Linked DNA regions of Mus musculus: region 1 is linked to region 2. The links are chromatin loops, found by intact Hi-C in ENCODE. Cell type or tissue: heart. All regions are shown on one strand. Each heading gives the region's core, and the rest is flanking DNA. Links, peaks and the distances in the headings are about the cores only.

Region 1 (12,655 bases), core at 1,833-9,832, 110 kb after region 2:
ACCATAGCAGAGGTAGCTTCCCAGTGGCTACACCACTGAAGACAATGACTTCCTGTCTTCCTGCAGCCCTAGACTGCCAGATTTCAGGGCAGGGTGAGGCCCTATGAAAAATGTGTGTTCTGTGGTATTTAGGTGAAATATTCCATAGATATCTGTCAGGGCTACTTGATTTATGATCTCATTTAACTCCCATCTTTCTGTTTACTTTTTATCCGAATGACCTGCCAGTTGGAGGAAGTGAGGTATTGAAGTCAACCACTATTATTCTGTTGGGGGCTAATCTTTGTCTTGAGGGTCAATATGTTTTCAGTAAAATTGGGTGTACTATGTTTGGTACATGTACTGGCTAGTTTTGTGTCAACTTGACACAGCTGGGGTTATCACAGAGAAAGGAGCTTCAGTTGAGGAAATGCCTCCATGAGATCCAACTGTAAGACATTTTCTCAATTAGTGATCAAGGGGGAAAGGCCCCTTGTGGGTGGTGCCATCTCTGGGCTGGTAGTCTTGGTTTCTATAAGAGAGCAGGCTGAGTAAGCCAGGAGAGGCAGGCTAGTAAAGAATATCCCTCCATGGCCTCTGCATCAGCTCCTGCTCCCTGCCCTGCTTGAGTTCCAGTCCTGACTTCCTTTGGTGATGAACGGCAGTATGGAAGTGTAAGCCGAATAAACCCTTTCTTCCCCAACTTGCTTCTTGGTTATGATGTTTGTGCAGGAATAGAAACCCTGACTAAGACAGTACGAATATACTTAGGACTGTGGTGTCTTTATGGTTGATTGTTCTTTTGATCAGAATGAAGGGTCTTTGTCTTTTCTGGTTGGTTTTGGCTCAAAGTCTATCCTGTTAGGTATTAGGTTAGTGACGCCTGCTTGCCTCACAGTCCCATTCATTGGAATACCTTTTCCATCCTCTCGCTCGGTATTGGTGCCTATCATGGAAGGTAAGATGAGTGTCTTGGAGGCAACAAACAGATGGCTCTTGTTTTTCCATCCATTCCACTAACCCGATCTATTGGTTGGTGAGTTGCAGGCATTAACAGTTACTGTGAAGAGTGTTGTGTTGCTGCTTTCTGTTCCCCTTTGGCCGTTTGTTTTCTTTGCGCAGCCTCTTTGTTATGCCCATTCTCCTTTTCAATCTAAACAATCATGTCCAGTATTCTTTGTAGGCCTGGTTTGGTGGGGGTGAGTTCTTTTAGCTTATATCATGGACAGTTTTTCCTTTTCTGTCAATGATGGTAGATAGTTTTGCTGGGTATAGCAGTTTGGGTTGTCATCTGTAGTCTCCTAAGACTTGGGGCACATGGCTCTCCAAGTTCTAGCTTTTAAAGTCTCCATGGAAAAGTCAGCTGCTATTACTGAGCTTCCTTTATGTGTGACATGTATCTTTTCTCTAGAAGCGTTCAATACCTTTCCTGTGTTTATGTATTTAGAGTTTTTAAGGGTAATATGACACAGGGACTTTCCCTTTGGTCCCATCTTTTGGTGTTTTCTGTGCCTCTTGTAGTTGAATGGGCAGGTCTTTCCTTAGTTTGGGAACATGTTCTTCTGTGATCTACCGAAGATTTATTCTATGGCATCAACCTGGCATCCTCCCCGTCTTCCCCACCCATGCAATTACATGTCCTTTCTCTGAAAGAACAAAAACAAAAGAAAAGCCCACTAAAAACCACAGAGTTGGATTTATTCTTGCCAACTGCTCCTGAGTATGTGTCTAATTCACTCAGTATCACCATTGTATGAGGGGCAGTGGGCATGGGGGAATAAACGAAGTGGGAGAAAATCCAGCCGCCAGAGTTCTGGTGCTCTGTGCAGGCAGATGCAGGAGGACTGCCACATGTTTTCCATGCAGCCCTGGGTGGGTGTTTGGCTGTGGAAAGCTACGGACTCAGTCCATAGGGGTTGGACAAGGGTCACTCTGAGGTCTCTGGGCCTCACGGAGGCCAGAGGTAACAGGTACTCAGTCTTGGGTATCCCAGACACCACTGGACACAGCAGAAGAGCTGAGAACAAAATGGGGGCCCAGGGAGTGGCTTGGTCATCCCCAGGACCAAAGGGAGGGGAGGACAGGGAGAGAGGGGGTGCTGGGTGGTTCCCATGCTGGCAAGAGTACTTGGTCCAGTCTGTAGTTGGAGTGCAGGAAGGCCTTCCAGGGCTGGAGGTTAGACACGACTCTTTTAGAGGAAAGCCTATCCCATTGTTCAAGTGTGGCAGGCCTTGATGAGCAGAGACTGTCTATGGTTTTAGAGCTTTATTATAGAAAAGCAGAAAGAAAGAGAGAAGGTAGAAAGAAAGAGAGAGGCCAGCCATGTCCATGTGTAGAGAGGGGCGAAGGGAGAGAGAGAAGGAGGGCTAGAGATGAAAGTAAGAAAGGTGAGAGCTTAAAGAGAGTGAGGAGCCAAGCAGCCCCTTTTATAGTGGGCTGGGCTACCTTGCTGTTGCCAGGTAACTGTGGGGGTGGAGTCTAGCCAGAATGCCAGAAGCTTGGGACAGAGTCTGTGTGACTTATAGTCACAGAATTATGGAGTTGGGGGCTCTGTGGTGTCAGACACCTGTATCTGTGAATGTGGCTCACTGTTCCATCCCTTGTAGAGTTTCCTACTGGGTTTCTACTGGGTCACCAGAGCAAGCCTCATTCAACCAAAACAGGCTGCCTTTCACGGCCCCACAACTGTAGAAAACTGCTATTTCCCCCTCTCATAGCAGCTTTTATTTGGGAATAGCTTCTTGGCTACGGTGGAACTTTTATCTCACTCCCCTGCCGTTGTACTAGGATTGTGTCTGGCTTGATCTTGTTCAGGTCCTGTGCGTGCGCTGAGGGCCTAATGGCTCAAAAAGTCATCCACTCCTGTTACTGGGGTTTTTAGTTGATAGCATATAATGGGAGATTGTCATATTTTGGGGTATTGTCTCCCCCCCCATCAAAATTCTTTTACATATGTATACATTTTAGGGAGCTTCTACAGTAGTAGATTTTCATTTAAGAATTTTATAGATTGTATTTTGATCATATTCATCCTCATATCTCCCCCTAAACTCCTGTGTATTAGTCAGGTTCTTTAAAGGAATAGAAGTGATGAATGAATATGTATAATATAATATATAGCATATAGTACATAATATATAATGTACATAACATATAACATATATAATCTATAGTGTATAATGTATATAATATGTAATATATTGCATATATGGGGATAGTATATGATATATAACACACAATATATAATATATAACATGTACTATATACTATATTATATACTATATACTATTTACTATATAACATATAAGAAATATATGGTATGTAATACATCATAATACATTACACATAACATATAATATAATTATGTGTTGCATGTGTGTGTGTGTGTTATTAGAGTGGCTTATCATCTGTGGTCTAACAGTGCCTGACAGAAAAGCCAGGAATCCAGTAGTTGTTAGTCCATGAGGCGGCACATCTCAGCTGGTCTTCGTCTCTATTGGAATTCTGAAGTAGCACTGCTCACACATGCTGAGCCATTTCAGTCTTTTTAAACACGAAGTGTGAAGTGTCACAAAGATGAGGGTTGGTATCCTGTAACAATAACAAGTCAATTGAGGTGACCTCTGTGAGGAGGATGCAGAATGTCAGCGGCAGGATAATAATGACCAGCTATCGGGAGGTTGCTGCTAACGCTGCTCTAGTCTATCAGCATTTAAAAGCTCATGCTGTATACCACTGGGGTGAGATGTTGGTAAGTGGAGAAGGCACCCACCAGGAGCAACTGTGTTGTATCCATCAGTGAAGTCTGGGTACACCATCAGGGAGTGCCCACATGGGCAGTGATGGAGGCCCTCACAGCTGCCTGTTACAAGAGAATAACAGTAGGTGAACTCTCACACAGAGGAGGAGCCTGTCCTCTCTACTGCCCTGGTGATGAAGTCCTGTATATGTACAAACTGTTGCACAATCCTGTACAAACTCATATATTTGATGCTTGTAACTCCAGGCCTTTCTGTTGTGATGTGTCTCCTATGTCAGTCAACAAATACTCTCTAATCCTAGGGTCTTCTCCCAGTTAGAACCTGTGCCCTGTTAGTCTGTGTGCAGCAATGCTTATCATCTTCTGGGGCACACAACGACGATCCCGTAGACTGAAATTAAACAGAATCTGACCAACACGGGGAGCACCCGAGAGAAGATCCTTAGGGCTTCGGATTAGAACTCAAAGGAACATGCTTTAAGCTCGGCTCTAAACCAGTGCCAAAGAGAGGTCTCTGACTGCATCTAATTGCTAGCTCCCCATCCTGGACTTGCATGTGACAATTCAAAACAAAAGAAACTGTAGCATCAGAATTATCAGCACCGTGTAAGATGTCATCAGAAAGGCCAATTCTCAGGCTCACTCCAGACCTATCAAACCAAGAACTCCAGGGCTAGGGTGCAGCCATCAGGGTCTGACCATGTAATCTAAGCCTTGGACGATTTCTAATGACCTCCTGGGCAGTGCTGATGCTGCTGACACTGTTGGCCAGCGACCAACAAGTACTTGGCTTATGTGAGCTTCTCTCTGGTGAGCTAGGCAAGCCTGCTTCAGATCTCTGAAATTATGACCCTCCAGGCCCTGCCTCTTCTGGCATTAGCACACATTTCAGTTAATGCTCTCTCCAGCCACAGAGGCACTAATGTTCTGTCCTAGAGAGAAAGAACTGTAGTCCCACTGAGCATCATTAAGGACAGGGAAGGCTGGGTGTGTGGGAGTGCAATTCCGTCCAAGTGTCTTGGGGTCTAGTTACTGCCTTTGCTGGTAGGTCTCAGGAAAGTTAGTTTAGAAAGTCTGTGGCCACACCTCCCCAGGGTCGAGCCCAGGAACAACTGCCAGGGACAAAGAGAGCCTGTGCATTCTCTCCCTCATCTAGAGACTTGCCAAGACGTTGGCCAGATGCCCATATTGTCTTCAGAGTCCACTCATCAAAAGTTGCAGAAATGCGGAGAAGGGGAAGATGCCCCAGGGGGTTTGAGTGAGCTTCCATTTTGGAGGCCATATCCAATTACCTGTGCCAATTGCCTCTAGCCTCAATCTGAAATTACTCGCCCCAGTATCCACACTGGTAATCTCTAACATTGACCACTAAATTATGGTCTCCACCTGGAGGATTTTTCTTTCATCGTCTGCCTTACTCTTGCCCATGCACGTAGGATGGCATGGAATGATCTGAGGTTTCCCTCACCGCCTGGTACAGCTTGACTCTTTCTCCCCTGAGCTCACACACAGTCTTGCCACACTGGTGTAAAAGGACTCCTTACATTGCATTATACCCATCGGCAGATTTTCTCCTGTGTGGCAGGTGTTTTAGAAGCAGAGTCTGTCTCGTTCATCTTTATATCCCATGAGCCTGGGGATGGAGAGGGGACCACTGTGGCCTGACATGCTTAAACAAATGAGTTTGTCCTCCTTGATTGAGATAAAGAGAGAACTTCATAGACTTCAAATTCAGTGACTTCATGAGTGTGAGCTGCTAACAGTAGTGACTGAGAGCTCTGTGTGCTTGACAGCTTTGGGCTGAAACAAGATAAAGCAAAACATTGAAAATGTGGGATGTGGTAAAGAAGTCGAAAATGTTATTTAAATGTAAAATTCAGTGAGGTGCTTGCTATGATTGTGGCTATTCTAGAAATGAGAAAATGATTGACAGAAGGCCAGCAACTTACGCACCATCAGATAATAATACACACACACACACACACACACACACACACACACACAGAAATACACACACAGACATAGACACACAGACACGCACAGACACATATACACACAGACACAGATACACAGACACAGATGCAAAGACACAGAGACATACACACAGAAACACAGACACATACACACACAGAAACACACAGACACAGGCACACAGACAGTAACACACACATATACAAACACACACACATGCAGACACACAGCCAGACAGTAATACATATAGATACCAACACACACAGAGATATGCAGATGCAGACACACACACAGGCACATGGCTAGACAGTGATGCACATGCAGATACACACAGACACACACAGACACACACACACACACACACAGAGACGGACATGCAGATGCAGACACACACAGAGACACATGGCTAGACAGTAACACACACACACACACACACACACAAACACAGATGCAGACACACAGATGCAGACACACACACAGACCCTGAATCTTATGTAGCATGTGAAGAGCAAAGCCTGTTGTCCAGACTTGATGCAAATGTCTGTCAGTCTTTCTGTACAGTCACGTGTGAGCTGCTCACCATTCTTTTGAGGGCTTCTCAACTCCAAGCCCTCTCACTACTTTGGTGATTCCTTTAGTCTCTCTGCGTACAGGTCTGGGGTCCTGATACAAGATCTCTTTAATGCTCTGAGTGTCTTGCCTCTGCCTCTGCCTCTCTACGATCATTGACAGTTCTTCCTGTGTGCTATGGCTTCTGTGCTATGGCCTGTCAAAAGGATTTGAAGAAGAAACTTGTCATCCTGAAGACGTGCCACCAGGGGGCAGTGGGGGTCTAGCAGGAGGCCTGGAGGAGCTGGAATCTTTACTCTCCTGTCGAGCCACATGTATGACCTTCATTTTGCAATTCTTAAATCAGTGGCAGTGGTTACACAACACTGTGCGTAATAAACGATTATTTTTAAAATTTGAGGTTATTATTACAGTTTCCCTTCCCTTTCCTTTCTCTAAGCTCCATATCCCTCCTAACTCTTTCAAATTCGTGGCTTACTTCATTCATTGTTGTTACATGCATATATGTGTCTATATGTGTACAATGTTACATGTATGTTACAAGGGCTGACCACTTGGTACTGTGTGCTCTTCCCTGGGGAGACCACTTCTCCTGCTCTCAGATTCTTTGTTCCCTGGTTCTTCCTGTGTTCCCTCATCCACTGGAGCAAGCCTATTGTTGCTTGCCCTGTTCAGCTCCTGCGTGGGCAGTCATGTTGGTGAGACTCTATGGGCGTAGCTTCTGACACAGCTAGGAGACACACTCACAGCAAATTCCTTGGTCTTCTGGCTCAGAATTGCTTTTAGAAGAGGTGATGTAAATGTTAAACAGGAAATCAGGAAATAATTTATGTATATATTTTTCTTGATCCTGAGCTTATTCTAAGGACTTCTCATCCTTCCCAACACTAAAAAGAGAGAAAGCAGAGGTGAGGACGTAGCCTGCCCATGTTACTCTCAGCTGGTGAGGTTTGGCCTGTTGCTGCATAGCCTGGCAGAAGAGAGAGGTAGGCAGGGCTTCTTTCCAGGGCTCCAAGCAGAGATCTTGAGGAAGAGAGGAGGGAGAAGACAGAGGAAGACAGAGTGGAGTGGGTAGATTGTGAGAACTGGCCATGGGGGCTGTCCAGTTGGAGTAGAGCAGCCCAGGAGGAACACAGCAAGTCATATTCGGGATTATTGACAGGGAAGTAGACAAAATATCATACAGGGCTATTATCTGCCCAGCTCTAGCGCTGTAAGGCTTATTATAAATATAAAGGTTTTGTGTGTTTTATTTTGGAACAGAATGATCTAAGGTGGGGTAGAAACCCCCAAATAATATTTACTACAATAGCTGTCGGACTTCCTTGGCCAAACCTCACATCTCCAAGCCTTCCTTATCTGCCCACAGTTGTGATGGCTGCCACCCTGCTTCCACAGCAGGAACAAACGGACTCTGCAGACAGACAGGTTTGCTCGTACTGAGACACCATATTGATTTTGCTTACTGTCGCTTAGAATTCCGCTTTACCCTTCTATAATGACGGGGATTCCCTGACCTCACAGCCTGTAAGTCTGTCTTATTCAAATTAAAAAACAAAACAAAACTCCAGGTGTAAAATATCTCCTCCTCCCCACCCCCATATTGGCTGCAAATGGTTGTATGCAGATATGTATGGACTGGCACGTAGGTGTATTTGTTGACAGGTAGGGGTATATGACATAGCACTTAGCTTTCACACATGAAATGTGTGCATGTGAGGCAGGTGCCACGCAAAATACTTTAGATGTAAATAAATTTAAGGATAAACCCTGACTCTTCACCGTCTGTAAATTCTTACTGTGAAGCTAAATTGCTTGGTTTCTAAGGACCTTCGGATGGGTATGTGTGTATGAAACAGTCAGATGTCAGCACTCTCCTCTTCTACGCCAAGGCTGTGCTCTGTTCTGCTCCTGATGTTTGTCTACAGCTGTATTAGTTTCACCAACATTTATATCTGTGGTGGTTTGAATGAGATGCCTCCCCCCCCCCCCCCCCCACTCCCCAGAGTCTCGGGTATCTGTACACTTGGTCCTCAGTTGGTGGTGCTGTTTGGGGGAGGTTTAGAAAGTATGGTCTTGTTGGAGGAAGTGCTGGGTGTGGGCTTTGAGGCCAAAAGCCTCGGGCCACATCCAGTTCAGCTTCTCTCTCTCTCTCGCTCTCTCTCTCTCTCTCTCTCTCTGCGTGAAGGAAAATGCAACATAAGAAACTTAGTTCAGAAACAACGGTAACTCAATCTCTGGGCGCAACAACTAAAACCTAATCTTGTAAGCCTTATTAAAATCTGATTCCTCTGGTGGCGAATCCTTGAGGATCTGCCATGATACAGGGAAACTCTACTAGCTATATCTTACCCCTCTGCTGTCCCCATTCCAAAGAGGGACCTAACTCTCTCCTGCTTCCTCACTTCCTCCATCCAATCCAGAAGTCCCGCCTACTCTCCCAATGATTGGCTCCTTTATTCATTAGGGGATTGGTTCACAAGAAGTCATCTGAGTGTGTGACTCATTCCTCATTCCAGACAGCCCCTCCCAGGACAGCAAGCAGCACAGAGCTATCCACAACATAAATAATCTAAATGAGAGATTTATTTCTTTTTCTTTTTTCCCCTTAATTTGTATTATTTAAATGCATTTTATACATCAAACATATTAACAATATTGAGTATTTTGAGAATCTAATAATATATGAAAAATTTGTTAAATTTTTATATTCATATCCATTTATACTCTAAAAATATCATTAATGAACATTTAACACTATCCATAACTGAGGATCCTATATCTAATGTTGAATACTAAATTGTTTCGAAACATGCAAAATATTCTTTGGGAATTAAACATAGTAAAAGAGTGTAAAATATTAAAAATGAATCATTAAGAAATATATTCAAAAGTCCTTATATGACATCACCCGACATAGTGAGAGATTATTTAAAACACATTATATATCTGTGAACATTGTCTAACAATCAGTTTACTTAAAAAAGATTATCAGTGTTTCTAGGAGATAAATTATTTTATCAGTAAGAATATTTTTAAAATTTCAAAATAGCAAAAACTCTTTGAAGTTAAGTATTAAGAAAATGCTAATTTCAAGCACAGTGGGAAAAATTATCAATAATATTTCCTTGATGTTTGTAAAACAAGATTTTAATATTGTCAACTGTTAATATTCAACAAACAGAATAATTATTTTAAGATATATTTCATTGTTATGTCTCCCTTTCATTTCTGATTTTATCAATTTGGATATTGTCTCTGTGCCCTCTGGTTAGTCTGGCTAAGGGTTTATCTATCTTGTTGATTTTCTCAAAGAGCCAGTTCCTGGTTTTGTTGATTCTTTGTATGGTTCCTTTTTGTTTCTATTTGGGTGGTTTCAGCCCTAAGTTTGATTATTTCCTGCTGTCTACTCCTCTTGGGTGTATTTGCTTCTTTTTGTTTTAGAGCTTTCAGGTGTGCTGTCAAGCTGCTAGTGTAAGCTCTCTTCACTTTCTTTTTGGAGGCACTCAGAGCTATGAGTTTTCCTCTTACCACTGCTTTCATGATGCCCATAATGTATGATGTGTCTTCATTTTCATTAAATTCTAAAAAAACTTTAATTTCTTTATTTCTTCCTTGACCAAGTTATCATTGAGTAGAGCATTGTTTAGCTTCCTTGTGTATGTGTGCTCTCCGTTGTTCTTGTTAGTATTTAAGACCAGCTTTAGTCCATGGTGATCTGATAGGGCACATGGGATTATTTCAATCTTCTTGTATCTGTTGAGGCCTGTTTTGTGACCAATTATATGGTCAGTTTTGGAGAAGGTATCGTGAGGTGCTGAGAAGAAGGTATATATATATTTTGCTTTAGGATGAAATGTTCTATAAATATGTGTCAGATCCATTTGGTTCATAACTTCTGTTAGTTTTACTATGTCTCTGTTTAGATTCTGTTTCTATGATCTGTCCAATGCTGAGAGTGGGGTTGAAGTCTCCCATTATTATTGTGTGGGGTGTGATGTGTGCTTTGAGCTTTAGTAAAGTTTCTTTTATGAATGTGGGTGCCCTTGCATTTGGAGCATAGATGTTCAGAATTGAGAGTTCATCTTGATTTTTTCCTTTGACCAGTATGAAGTGTCTTTCTTTCTTTTCTTTCTTTCTTTCTTTCTTTCTTTCTTTCTTTCTTTCTTTCTTTCTTTCTTTCTTCTTTCTTTCTTCTTTCTTTCTTTCTTTCTTTCTTTCTTTCTCTCTCTCTCTCTCTCTCTCTCTCTCTCTTTCTTTCTTTCTTTCTTTCTTTCTTTCTTTTTGATGACTGTTGGTCAAAAGTTGATTTTATTCGATATTAGAATGGCTACCCCAGCTTGTTTCTTGGGACCATTTGCTTGGAAAATTGTTTTTCCAGCCTTTACTCTGAGGTAGTGTCTGTCTTTGTCACTAATGTGTGTTTCCTATATGCAGCAAAATGCTGGGTCCTGTTTACATATCCAGTCTGTTAGTCTATGTCTTTTTTGGGGAATTGAGTCCATTGATGTTAAGAGATATTAAGGAAGAGTGATTGTTACTTCCTGTTATTTTTGTTGTTAGAAGTGGGATTATGTTTGTGTGGCTATCTTCTTTGGGGTTTGTTGAAAGATTACTTTCTTGATTTTTCTAGGGTGTAGTTTCCCCCCTTGTGTTGGTGTTTTCCATCTATATATGGAAAGATATTGTGTAAATTTGGTTTTTGTTATCTTGGTTTCTCTGTCTATGGTAATTGAGAGTTCTGCTGGGGATAGTAGCTTGGGATGGCATTTGTGTTCTCTTAGGGTCTGTATGACTTCTACCCAGGATCTTTTAGCTTTCATAGTTTCCAGTGAGAAGTCTGGTGTAATTCTGATAGGTCTGCCTTTATATGCTACTTGAAATTTTTCTCTTATTGCTTTTAGTATTTTTTCTTTGTTTAGTGCATTTGGTGTTTTGATTATTATGTGACAGGAGGAATTTGTTTTCTGGTCCAGTCTAATTGGAGTTCTGTAGACTTCTTGTATGTTCATGGGCATCTCTTTCTTTAGTTAGGGAAGCTTTCTTCTATAATTTTGCTGAAGATATTTACTGGCTCTTTAAGTTGGGAAGCTTCGCTCTCTTCTATACCTATTATCCTTAGGTTTGGTCTTCTCATTGTGTCCTGGATTTCCTGGATGTTTTGGGTTAGGAGCTTTTTGCATTTTTTTTGACTGTTGTTTTCTATGGTATCTTCTGCACCTGAGATTCTCTCTTCTATCTCTTGTATTCTGTTGGTGATGCTTGCATCTATGACTCCTGATCTCTTTCCTAGGTTTTCTAACTCCAGGATTGTCTCCCTTTGTGATTTCTTTATTGTTTCTATTTCCATTTTTAGATACTGGATGGTTTTGTTCATTTCCTTTGCCCGTTTGATTGTGTTTTCCTGTAATTCTTTAAGAGATTTTTGTGTTTCCTCTTTAAGGGCTTCTAGCTGTTTACCCGTGTTTTCCTATATTTCTTTAAGGGAGTCATTTATGTCCTTAAAGTCCTCTATCACCATCATGAGAAGTGATTTTAGATCTGAATCTTGCTTTTCAGGTGTGATGGTGTATTTAGGACTTGCTATGGTGAGAGAATTGGTTTCAGATGATGCCAAGTAACCTTGGTTTCTGTTGCTTATGTTCTTATGCTTGCCTCCCGCCATCTGATTATCTCTAGTGCTACCTGCCCTCGCTATATCTGACTGGAGCCTGTCCTTCCTGTGATCCTGGTTGTATCAGAACTACTCAAAGTTCATCTGTCTCTGTGATCCTGTGACTCTGGGATCCTGTGATCCTGAGATCCTGGGTGTGTCAGAGCTCCTGGGAGTCAAACTGCCTCTGGGACCCTGAGATCCTGGTTCAATCAAGCTCCTGGGATCTTGTGGTCCTGGGCGTGTTAGAGTGCCTGGGAGTAGAACTTCCTCTGGGTGATGTGGGACTGGCTTCGGAGTTCGAGCCCAAGGTCTGCTCAAGGCACCAGATCAGACCAGAAGGACGAGAGATTTACTTCATATACAGCCAGTATAACTCACAGTCATGACAACAGGCCGTATGACTGCAGCTACCACTATTCATGTTTAGTATGTATTCAGCACACCGTGTACATGGCTTTATAGCTTCAACTGCTGCTGAGCCTTGATTGTAACTAATAGACGAAAAAGAGCGTTCTTCAGTGTAAACTCTGGTCTCCCGTGGAGCAATGTCCTTGGGTTTGCTTGAATGTCAGATCTATTTACAGTGGTATCTAAGCTCTGTTCCAGTCTTCTTGCTCACGAATGAATTCAAATGACTTTTGAACACCCGGTATACCAAAAATGCTACCACAGTAGACCCATAGTCTGGAGATGAATGCCACTTGTAATGGTGTCTGCAA
Region 2 (12,655 bases), core at 3,042-11,041:
AAGTTCCAGGACAGCCAGGGCTACACAGAGAAACCGTTTCAAAAGCAAAAGCAAAAAAAAAAAAAAAAACCTAAACAAACAGAAAAATCTTTCACCTCCTCTAAGGCCAGGAAGCCTCACTTAAATTTCCATTTGTGGTAAACAATCACAAAGTAAGGATGTTGGAAGCGTGTTCATAACTCAAGGACTGCCTGTGCCTGTAGCTCAGAGGCAGAGCACACATGTGCCATGGGACTATCTATCCCTAACGCCGGGGAAGAAAGCAATGCGAGCCCACCCACGGAAGTACAGAATCCGCGTTCTCAAGACAATGTGCTGAGAAGCGGAAGTGCACAAAATGGGAACTGAGAGAGAAATGAAAAGCGTCTGCTTGTGCTTTAGAGAATGAATTCATTAACACCCCCCCCTCTTTATTTTAAATAAAAAATAAAACAGACTCTGGGCAAGTCCCACGCGATGCTGTATTCCAGGCTAGGGAAATAGGAAAGTAGCGCCTGGGCCAAAGGTGTCCAGTGCGGGAGCAGAGAACAGCCACAGGATAAATGTGCTTATATTCCCTGTACTATAATGGCTTTGCAGGAACTTGGAAAGCAAGAGAAAGCCCAGGGGAGTTACTCTGGATCTGGTTACTGAGTCTCTGGGACAAGGCAGATAGTGAAGTGTCCTGCTGACTGCGTAGGAGGCAGAAAAAATTAGCCTCCATTATAACCTATTCTTGAAAGCAAAGCTTACAGGTCCTGGGACCACAGAATCGGGGATAACACTTGCTAATGATCCAGGTGACCACTGGGACGCCTTTTATTATGGAGCCGATGCTGGTGAAACGTCAGAGACGGTTAATAAACACAACTCTACAATGCGGATAGTCTGAGAGTTAAGAGTGCGCCAGGCTTCCCATTGTAAACAGTTCCTCTAGGGACCATGGTGGATGTTCAGCACAACACATGGGGTCAGCAGGGGCTGGAAACAGTTGGCTTCTGTGGACCGTGCAGTGGCGTGCTCCCTCAATCCCCAGACCTGCCGCTGCTTGCATTGCAGGTACTGATGCTGCGTGGGACCGAGGCTGGCTGCTCCGACACACCTCTTTGTAAATGTGTCTACATTTCGGGTCTTGAACCACCCCTGCCCACCAAAGGCTTGGTTGCTTGGGAGATAAGTTGATGAACTATGGGCAAAACACAGCCCGACAGCGCCCCCGTGTGGTCTTCGCGGCATTTGGAGAAAGCCTGTATCGCAGAGTCTGTCATGTGGAGTGGGGGCATGTGAATGTGTGTGTGTGTGTGTGTGTGTGTGTGTGTGTGTGTGTGTGTGTGTGTGTGTGTGTGGTGTGTGTGTGTGTGTGTGTGTGTGTGGTGTGTGTGTGTGTGTGTGTGTGTGTGAGAACTGTCTTTGACTTTGGGTCAGTGCCCTTACGCAGTGCATCAAGAGCAATTCGTTTTCACCTTGGAAGATCAGCGATGGACATTTGTTGTATCATGTTATCCTAGGAATATTTATGTAGCATTACCCCAGGAATATTTATGTAGCCCTACTATTTTCTGTGGTTTGGAGACGGGGGGGTGGGGATTTGGTGTCCTGGGAAAGGCCCAAGGTGGTCACTTTGTATCATTATACCGATATCTATATAATTACACATTTCTGTTATCTATCATCTATTTATCTATCAATAATATCCATCTATCCCTACCATCTGTCTAACTACTATCTATCTATCTATCTATCTATCTATCTATTCTATCATCATTCTAGTTCCTCCTCCTCCTCCTCCTCCTCCTCCTCCTCCTCCTCCTCCTCCAAGACAGGGTTTCTCTGTGTAGCCCTGGCTGTCCTGGAACTTCCTCTGTAGAACAGGCTGGCCTCGAACTCAGAAATTCTCCTGCCTCTGTCTCCCAAGTGCTGGGATTAAAGGCGTGCACCACCACTGCTCTGCCATACCGTCAGCTTCTAACAGTGCTTTATGAAATGTTAGAAGTATGTTCCGGGGGATTAAATGGGAGTGTCTTTTCATATTCACTTCATATGAGTCTGCTGATAACAGAGGCCACTTTCCAAAGTGAAATGCAAGACTGAATGTTTACAAAAAAGAGTCTAGAAGCTTGCTTTACATTTTTTCTTTAAAAAAACATTTTTTTAAAGTTTATGTGTATGGATGTTTTGTGTGCATGTGTGCATGTGTAGTGCATATGTGCCTAATGCACTCAGAGGCCAGCAGAGGGCTTCTGATCTTCTGGAACTGGAGTTATAAATGGTTGTGAGTTGCCACGTGGGTTCTGGGAACTGAAACCAAGTTGCCATTAAGGCTCATGGTGGCACATGCCTTTAATCCCAGCGCTCAGGAGGCAGAGGCAGGCAGATCTCTGAGTGTGAGGCCAGCCTGGTCTGCAGAATTCCAGCACAGGCATGGCTACACAGAGGAAACCCTGTCTCAAAACAAACAAACAAACAAACAAACAAACAAACAATATCCAGTGCTCTTGGAGGGGACTCCTCCAAGGGCTTGAATCACTTTCTAGCTTTGCCCTTTGAGCTAAACCTTGTCTTCTAGGTTCCAGCTGCCTGCACTCCACTGCTGTTGCTGCTCTTGGTGGTCATCTCATGGTACTGGCATCTCCAAAACACTGCTGTCTTCTGCTGCAACTGGGCTTCACCAATGGCCTCTCATAAGCTCTCTTTATGGTGCCAAACATCAACTCCCTTGTGTGACCCCTTCAAGTCCTGGGCCATCAATTGCAACTGAGGCTACACCCTCACCAATGGCCTTCCGTGGCCTCTCACAGTGCCGAGCCTCAGCTGCTCTGCATAACCCCTTCATGCCTTCAAAACCAGTACCACTTGGGTGACTCTTACACATTACCAAGTCCAGCCACAGCACAAGGTAAAATCTTGTCTATCTCTGGAACACAGTCTCTGTGCTCTCAGAAAACACTTCCCAGAAGATTTCACCTCAATGATGCTGGTCTCTTCTTAATCACCGCTAATTTCTTAGCTCCAGCTAACCAGCATCAATAGTCCCAGTAATGCAAAGTTTTTGCTTTAGTAGTTCTAGTATTTTGTTAATCACAGCTGATTCTTCAGCCCCAGCTAACAAAACCACAGAATCTTCACAATCAAAATAGCAATAGCCCTGATAAGAGCCTTTAATCTTCCCTCTGAAATGTCACAAGCCAGGCCTCCATCATTTGCACTGTTCTCAACATCATCTCCCAAGCTCCTACACAACATCCCACAGAGCTCTTAACATCCCAATGGCTCTTCTAACCCAAACTTCCAAAGTCTTCCTACAGTCCTCCCCCAAACATGGTCAGGTTGTCACAGGAATGGTCAGGTTGGTACCAATTTGTCTTAGGATTACTATCCCTGCACAAAACATTATGACTAAGAAGCAAGTGGGGGAGGAAAGGGTTTATTCAGCTTACACTTCCACAGTGCTGTTCATCACCAAAGGAAGTCAGCACAGGAACTCACACAGGCGGGAATGGATGTAGAAGCCATGGAGGAATGCTGCTTACTGGCTTGCTTCCCCTGGGTTATGCAACTTGCTTTCTTATAGAACCCAAGCCCAGGAATAGCAACACCCACAATGGGCTGGGCCCTTCTCCCTTGATCACTAATTGAGAAAATGCCTCATGGAGACATTTCCTCAAGGCTCCTTTCTCTGTGATAATTCCCTCTGGTGTCAAGTTGACACACAAAACCAGCCAGTCCAGTTATCTTGGTGTTGCCCTGTGTCACCGTGGTCCTGTAGTGTTGGGTCTTCAGGACCAGCCCCGTCTCACGCTCCAGCAGTTCATAGATGGGGTATATGTTGGGGTGGTCAACTCAAAACCCTGGATCTGGGTGTAGTTAGAAGCTGAGTTGCTCTGCCCATCAGCTCTCCTGCCCCTGTGCCACAAAGGTCAGCTCTCCTGCTTTGCCTAGGTGAGAGGTGGGGCAGGTCTCCTGCCTGTAGCAGCCAGCAAGAGGCAGGACCAGCTCTTCTGGCCCTTTTGCCTTGGGGCTGGCTCACTGAGTCCTCACCAGGGCCAGCTCTGCAGTGCTACTCAGGTGTAGGTGTGTGTGTGTATGTGTGTGTGTGTGTGTGTGTGTGAGAGAGAGAGAGAGAGAGAGAGAGAGAGAGAGAGAGAGAGAGAGCGCCAGCCCTTGGACATCAACACGGCCCCAGGTGGCAGCTAAGAGCAGGGATGTCTGCGTGGCCTTGGTGGTAACACAGAGGATGGACACAGACTCCTGCTGTGCAAACACTGATGGTTTTCATTTCTCCTCAGTCCCATCTCCTCTCCAATCTCTCGCGGCTCTCACATGGTCTCTCTTTTATCCCTTACTATTACCCAGAATCCTCTCTGTTCCTGCCATTGTCCCACCTCCTACTTCCTGCCTCAGCTCATTGGCCATCGGCTTTTTTATTGACAGGTGATGTTTATAAGAGATTCACAACACCCATCAGGTAGTTGTGAGCAGACCATCTCTTAGAGATTTTTTTCATCTTAAAGCCTTAAAATTGTGGGCCATTGAAACATTCCAGATACAAACTACTGCAATGATAGTACCCCCTTCCTGGGGTTTTTGTGAATGAAGTGGGTTAGCGGGAAGCTCTGAGCACAGTGCCAAGCCCACAGTGAGCCCCCTCCTCTGCTTCACATTCTACCTCAAAGGAAAGGTGGCTTTTTTTTTTTTTTTTTTTTTTTTTTTTTGAGACAGGGTTTCTCTGTATAGCCCTGGCTGTCCTGGAACTCACTTTGTAGACCAGGCTGGCCTCGAACTCAGAAATCTGCCTGCCTCTGCCTCCCGAGTGCTGGGATTAAAGGCGTGCGCCACCACACCCCGCTCAGGAGAGGTGTTTTAATAGCTGAGGTATCTGGAAGAACTGTGCCACCACGCCCGGCTTCTTTCTTTTTTAAGGAATAAATAAATAAATAATAAATTTAAAATAAACTAATTTATTATGCCTGCAAGTATGCTTGCAAGCCAGAAGAGGGCACAAGAACCCATCATAGATGGCTGTGTGCCACCATGTGGTTGCTGGGAATTGAACTCAGGACCTTTGGAAAAGCAACCGGTGTGCTCTTAACCTCTGAGCCATTTCTCCAGCCTGTCCTAAGCATTTATTAATAAATATTTAGTCTCAGAGTTGTCATTCCAGGAGCCAGGGCTGGGAAAGGAAAACTTGGATTTAATCGTTTATTTTTAACAGTCCTGCCTTTTGTTCCTTCTCCTTCTGGACTCCCTGATTCCCTGGGGGATGATTTGTTTCAGACAAAAGTTTCAACACCAGTATAAGACAAGGACTCGTCTTATTTTGAGATTGAGCCAAGGGGAAAGTATTCATATGAAAGCCTAAGGCTAGAGAGCCTGACCCAGCAAGAGAGGAAGAGGAAGTCAGGTTGGGGAAGGGCTTGTTCATATCTAGGTCAAAGATCTGCCTCTGACCTAGATGTGTGTGTGTGTATGTGTGTGTGTGTGTCAAAGTACCCAGTCCCTTCCCCTTCCCTGTGGTCTGTTTCATCGGGGATTAAAGGAGACAAACCCTGACCAGCACGGGGAAGGTCTTCGGTGGCGATCTGCATGTAGCTCCCAGCTGCTTAGATAGCGCACCTCCCATGGGGTCATGTGTGAATGTGTAAATGAGTGTGGGGGTCGTGAAAAATTTGACTCTGAATGCAAGACAGTAAAAGATTAATTTAAAATCAAAACAGAACTCCAGGCGCTTCTGGTAGTGTGTATTCTTTGTTCCGTTCTTTGACTTCATGTTGTCTTCTAAAAATCATTATGGTCAGGGGATGGAGAGATTGCTCAGTGGTTGAGAATGTTGGCTACTCTCAAAGGTGACACACATTGATCCTCTGTATCCACACAGAAGCTCAAAACCTCCTGGAACTCCGCTTCCTGGAGTTCCATGCCCACTTCTGGCCTCTTCTGGCACTGTGCACGTGTGGACGTCAGAGAACAGTGTTCAGGAGTCGGTTCGCCCCTTCCGCTGTGTGGGGATGGACCTCAGATTTTATCAGTTCAGGATAGCAATCAGTTGCCTCTTCCCTCTGAGCCATCTTTCTGGCCCATAGCCTGGTTTCGAACACTGACTGTGTGCAAAGGCATCAGGCCGGCTCAGATTGGATGCATGATGTCAACTGAAGTCCTTTTACTGTCTGTCTTAGTCAGGGTTTTATTGCTGTGAAGAGACCATGACCACAGCAACTATGTGTGTGTTTAGATGCACGAGTATGTTTTTAGATGCACGAGTGTGCGTGCATGCATGTGTTCAGGTACGTGTACATGTGTACGTTCGTGTTTTTGTGTTCAAGTGCATGTGCACACACACGCACGTGTGTGTATTCAGATACATGTACACATACATGTGTGTGTGCATGTGTGTGTTCAGGTACATGTACACATGTGTGTGTGCATGTGCGTGTGTTCAGGTACATGTACACACTCTGTGTGTGTGCGTGCATGTGTGCGTTCAGGTGTATGTACACGTGTGTGTGCATATGTTCAGGTACATGTATGTGTGTGTATGTGTGCATACATATGTTCAGGTACATGAACATACATGCTGGTGTGTGTGTGTGTGTAAGCCAGGGGCAGCCATGAATCTTCCTCTATTGCTCTCCACCTTATTCCTGGAGACAGACTCTCTCACTAGTCCTAGAACTGGATGGTTTGGCAGGACTAGCTCCAGTACTGGGCATTGTGTGTTTGCCTTTTGCTCAGTGAGTTCTTCTCCTCAGCCCAGGATACAGTTCTTTGTGTAAAAATAAAGAATCACATCCATTGTATTGCTATGCAAGTTTGCTTAATTGAAAATGAATAGTAAAATTATATTTATACCCAAAGAATTGTCTTATGACGAGTTTTACCCTCCCATTCCCCGGGATTCCACCCAATGTGTCCCATCCAGATTCATGCCCTCTCCTTAAAAATGTTTTTATTATTCACTGAGACCAATTAGTGCAGCCGACATGCACACCGGAGAAGGACGGTCCATGACATACCAATAGACGCATTACTGAACAAAAACGACGCTGTTGCTCACTTAGAGGCTTCAACTGCGCGTGGCTCTTCATCTAGGGGCGGGTTTTCCAATTCTGCTTGGCCTCGCTCCCCTTGTAGATAGAGGTAACTACAGGTACAATACCTGGGGAGGCCAGAAGGGGGCGCTGGAGCTCCTGAAACGAGTTAAAGGCCGTTGTGAACCACCTGATGCGGTTCTTTGGTATCAAACTGAGGTCCTGTGTAAGAGCATTAAGCGGGCCTTCTATTGGGAACATGGTGGCGGTGGCCGCTGGCGAGACTGAGGCTCCTTCAGGTCTGGTTATGGATCCAGAGGTGCGCTCGCTGGGTCAGTTCCTGGTGGTGAAGCTGTCTGTCCCCCCTACCTCCCTCCATCTACTCCTGTCACACACAGCAGTTTTTAAATGACTCCACTCACCACCTCCCACATCTGGAAGGTCCTGGCTCCTGTCCTTAATGCAGCTGGATCGCTTTAGTGTCTGTGAACTGAGGGAGCTGAACAACTTATAGACACTTTTACTCACTCAATCCTAGAACCCAGCGTGCCAAAGCTCCTGCGAGCCCATGGTGTTCATTAAATGTCTCTCCCACTGTGGCCCACGGACATGTTTATCTTATTTTGAACCATTTTGTGAGTCTTTTAAATGTTTTCATCCTGCATCTTTTCAGCTGCTGCTAGTTGTGTGTTGTTCCGAGGAGGAACTCAGAAGCAAGTTCCAGGACAACCAAGGGCTGTTATACAGAGAAACCTTGCTTAGAAACAAACAAACCTACAAACAAAACAAAAATGAAAACAACAACAAAAAATTATTGCACAGGCTGGAACAAGATAGCTCAATAGTTAAGAGCACTGACTGCTCTTCCAGAGGTCCTGAGTTTAATTCCCAGCAACCACATAGTGCCTCACAAACATCTGTAATGGGATCCGATGTCCTCTTCTGTCATATAGGCACGCATGCAAATAGAACACTCATATGTGTAAATAGATAAATCTTAAAAAACGATTAATTTTTAATGTGTGTGTGCATGTGTTTGTTGTGTGTGTGATGTGTGTGTGTGGTATGTGTGAGTGTGTGATGTGTGTGTGTGGTATGTGTGAGTGTGGTATGTGTGTGTGTGTGTGTGTGGTATGTGTGAGTGTGTGATGTGTGTGTGTGGTATGTGTGAGTGTGGTATGTGTGTGCATGTGTGGGTGAAGATCAAAGGAAGGTCAGTTTTCTCCTTCTGCCTTGTGGGTCCCTGTGATTCAACTCCAGTCTTCAGGCTTGGCAGCAGGTTGAGTCATTTCACCAGTCCCCCCCTCCCCCCCCAAAAAAAACCCAAAAAACCCTCAGTCTACTTCTTTTTCATGAGGAAAACAAACACATGGTTCAAGCAGAAGAATGGAGATTTCTGCACCTTCCCTCTTGTCCTCTCTTTTCCCGTGTTTCTGTTTCTCCGTTCTCGTTCACCATCCCTGTCTCTCCTTCTCTCTGTGTGTCCCTGCTCTGTGTCCCTGTTCTCTGTCTCCCGCACACCTTCTTTTTTCATCTTTACTTTGCCCTTCTGACCCTTGGTTCTAGGATTTGACCTCTGGGCAGGTGCGGTTTCTGGTGACCCATCATTTTCCTGGTGTCACCTCAGTCCGATTCATCCTGAGCTTCAGGAGGGGATGGACATACACCACGTTTCCATGCTGCAAGGACACAGTCAAGGAAAGGCCCTGCGTGATGCTATTCGGACTGAATCTCGGCGATCTTGGAAGGAAGTCGTGCGCAGGAAGGAGTTAACTTTTGCTAGCCGATCTAAAGATCCCTCAGGCAGAGCAGAGGAAGGGGTTAAGTATGTATCTTCTCCATGTGGCTGACGGTAGCCATGCCCCATGTTCTGACCCTGGGACCCAGGCTCTGGTGCCGTTGATGTCTGTGTCTCCCGAGCTTCCCGGACTCTCGGTGACGTTTACATGGGGTAGAAACAGAGTCCTGGGCATCGTGAGAGCGTGCACACTTAGAAGGACCCTGCACCCTTTGTCCCACGGATTTCTCTGTTCCTTTTACACTGTCCCTGTCCTCTTTTTAGGTGTCTTAGATAGGGTTTTATTGCTGTGAACAGAAACCATGACCAAGGCAAGAAACCATGACCAAGGCGAGTCATTTATTTATTTATTTATTTATTTATTTATTTATTTATTTATTTATTATATGTGAGTACTGTAGCTGTCTTCAGACACTCCAGAAGAGGGCATCAGATTTCATTACAGATGGTTGTGAGCCACTGTGTGGTTGCTGGGATTTGAACTCAGGACCTTTGGAAGAGCAGCCGGCACTCTTAACCGCTGAGCCATCTCACCAGCCCCCAAGGAGAGTCTTACAAGAACAACATTTTATTGGGGCTGGCTTACAGGTTCAGAGGTTCAGTCTATTATCATGAAGGTGGGAACATGGCAGCATCCAGGCAGGCATGCTGCAAGAGGAGCCGAGAGTTCTACAACTTCATCTGAAGGCTGCTAGCAGAATACTGGCTTCCAGGCAGCGGGGATGAGGGTCTTAAAGCCCACACCCACCGTGACACGCCGCTCCAATGGGGTCATACCTCCTAATAGTGTCACTCCCTGGGCCTAGCACATACAAATCACCACACTAGGATACTCACATACAACACAGGATTCCCCCTTTTTTTGAGATAGGGTCTTACTATGTAGCAAGGTGTCCTGGAATTCATTACATAGACCAGGCTGGCCTAGAACTCACAGAGATCAGCCTGTCTCTGACTGCTGAATGATGGGATTAGAGGTGTGTGTCACCACCACCCAACTGGATTTTCCTTTTGACCTTAAGGCAAAGAATAAATACCACAGAGGTAGTTGTGTGTGTGTGTGTGTGTGTGTGTGTGTGTGTGTGCGCGCGCACGCGCATTTTAAGCAATTGCTCTACCATTAAATGACATTTCCAGTCTTAGCAGAGATATTCTGAGTATTTGCAAATACTTCTATTCAGCTCAGGTCTGACCTACTTCCCAAGCAAGCTTCTGGATAGAGGACTTTTTATTATCTTCCTCTGTTCTACCCTGGCGGGGAGGTTGTCTGTCCTAGATTCTCTATGCCCTCAGACACCATCAGACACTCTCATATGATCTCAGATGCCCTCAGACACCCTCAGATGCCCACAGACACTCTCAGATCCACTCAGACTCCTTCAGATGTCCGCAGACACCCTCAGACGCCCTCAGACACTCTCAGACTCCCTCAGACACCCTCAGATGCTCTCAGATGCCCTCACTCTCAGATTCCCTCAGACATCCTCAGACACCCTCAGATGCTCTCAGACCTCTCAGATGTCCTCAGATACCCTCGGGCACCCTCAGACTCCCTCAGACATTCTCAGACACCCTCAAACACCCTCAGATGGCCTCAGACATCCTCAGACACCCGCAGACAGTCTCAGACACCCTCAAACACCCTCAGATGGCCTCAGACACCCTCAGACACTCTCAGATGACCTCAGACATTCTCAGACACCCTCAGATGGCCTCAGACATCCTCAGACACCTGCAGACAGTCTCAGACACCCTCAGATGGCCTCAGACACCCTCAGACACTCTCAGATGCCCTCAGACATCCTCAGACACCCTCAGATGCTCTCAGACCTCTCAGATGTCCTCAGATACCCTCGGGCACCCTCAGACTCCCTCAGACATTCTCAGACACCCTCAAACGCCCTCACATGGCCCCAGACATCCTCAGACACTCTCAGATGCCCTCAGACATCCTCAGACACCTGCAGACACCCTCAAACACCCTCAGATGGCCTCAGATACCCTCAGACATCCTCAGATGCCCTCAGACCTCTCAGACACCCTCAGACATTCTCAGACACCCTCAGATGGTCTCAGACATCCTCAGACACCTGCAGACACTCTCAGACCCATTCAGACTCCTTCAGATGTCCTCAGACACCCTCAGACACTCTCAGATGCTCTCAGACACCCTCCGATGCCCCCACTCTCAGATACCCTCAGACATCCTCAGACACTCTCAGATGTCCTCAGACACTGTCATTTGCCCTTTCTCATACATTTCTTCCTCCCCCTCCTTCCGTTCCATGTGTCCACATCTGTGAACATCTGTATTCCCCACTTTGCCTGCTTGCCTTTGCTACTGAAATCCCCTCACTACTGGGCATGGTGCTCTCTTGCTACAGAGAGACTCAATCATGCCGTTTATGAAGGACAGTCTTCTGGGCTGGGCTCCCTGTCTAGACAGCTAGATTCTTTGGGTCTGACTGCTCAGAAGTCTTTATTTGTACTTAGTGACTTTTTTAGTACTGGGGCTTGAAGCTATGACCTTGCACATGATTGGCAAGTACAGCCATCTGGCTATACCCCAGTTCCTCAGAGACAACAATTACTTCAGATCATCCCAACACCGGTGGGTCATGTATCACACTTTGGAAGAAAAACCCCACACACATTGATATAGTTCAAGTAAAAACCTAGAAATGTTTTTGTGTTGCGGGTTTGTTTAACTGAGGGGTCCATACATGCTCAGCACTTGCTCTATCATTAGGACATACCTCAGACTGTTTTTGTCTGTTTCCTTTATGAGACAGGATTTCTCTGTGTAACCCTGGCTGTCCTAGAACTCACTCTGTACACCAGGCTGGCCTCGAACTCAGAGATCTGCCTGCCTCTGCCTCCCAAGTGCTGGGATTAAAGGCGTGCACCACCACCTCCTGGGAGACTGTTCTGGATTTTTGTTTTTAAAGAGATGCAATTTTACATTGTCCAGTCTGCCCAAACCTCTGGGGCAAAGGGCACGCGCTAGTTCCCTTAGCTTTTGCTGTTCGAGAAGCCTTCAAAGAACCTCTGGTAGAGGCAGAGCTATTTCGAGAGTCAGAGTCACCTTACTGGGGTTAACTTACCTTCTTTCCCATTTAATTGCCTCCTTCCTTCCTTCCTTCACTATTTATTGGTCCAACAGCAATTATGGGGACTGAAACTCACCCAGCAGCGGCCTAATTGGTCTCCTGGGCTCTAGGCTTGAGTAGTTAGAGCTTTGACTCTCTTAACTGCCCTTTGCTTCCCAAGGCAAACCTCTGTCTGCCTGCCTCTGCTCTGGCCAGCACAGCCAGGGACTTAGGGCTCAGCGCTTTGGTCCTTCATCTACAAGCCAGCACTTGAAGCCTGGCAGGAAGCCCTATCTTAATTCTGGTTCACAATACTAATTCCCCTTTCCTTTGGTTCCAACCTTAGACTTAGCAGCCTTGGATTAAGAATCTGTAAGTAGAGGCTGAAGAGATGGCTTGCTGGTTAAGAGTACTGGCTGCTCATCTAGAGGACCCGAGTTCAGTTCTCAGCACTTACATGGTATTAAACCTGAGAATCATGGAAGACAATTTTTGAACCAAATTTGAAGGAAGCTTTACTTAGATACTGGCCAGGTGCATGGGCTCTGGCCAGGACCATCCCAGGGTTTGCAGGACATGGTAATGAGTCACATTTTGTTGAGGCTTATAAAGAAACATCCATAAGGCATTTCCCATCAGGTTCAACCAGGGGCACGGATATACACTCGGAGGTAGATCTGCCCACGGGTGATCAGGCGCATCAAACAAATGTATTCCTTTTTTGTTTGTTTGTTTGTTTTTGCTTTCAAGACACAGTTTCTCTG

What was found. A loop is a pair of places that touch in the nucleus more often than their neighbours do. Peaks named below come from ENCODE experiments on the same cell type or tissue, not always from the same donor. Only the 100,000 strongest peaks of a DNase experiment are listed, where the experiment ranks them.
Region 1: it touches region 2 in a loop (2.8-fold over the local background); 3 of 42 quality-filtered maps call a loop at or near these places.

Annotation. Positions count from the first base shown.
Region 1 is chr15:98,383,892-98,396,546 of GRCm38, reverse strand. No RefSeq gene overlaps it. Among named protein-coding and RNA genes, the nearest start is that of 1700031M16Rik, 8.2 kb to the left of the region's middle. In heart, for the core only: a CTCF peak has its summit at 6,533 (motif pointing right); a DNase peak (open chromatin) is centred at 6,516.
Region 2 is chr15:98,499,170-98,511,824 of GRCm38, reverse strand. It overlaps the pseudogene Olfr278-ps1. Among named protein-coding and RNA genes, the nearest start is that of Olfr279, 8.0 kb to the right of the region's middle. In heart, for the core only: CTCF peaks have their summits at 4,971 (motif pointing right) and 7,148 (motif pointing right); a DNase peak (open chromatin) is centred at 7,164; H3K27me3 peaks cover 1,724 bases.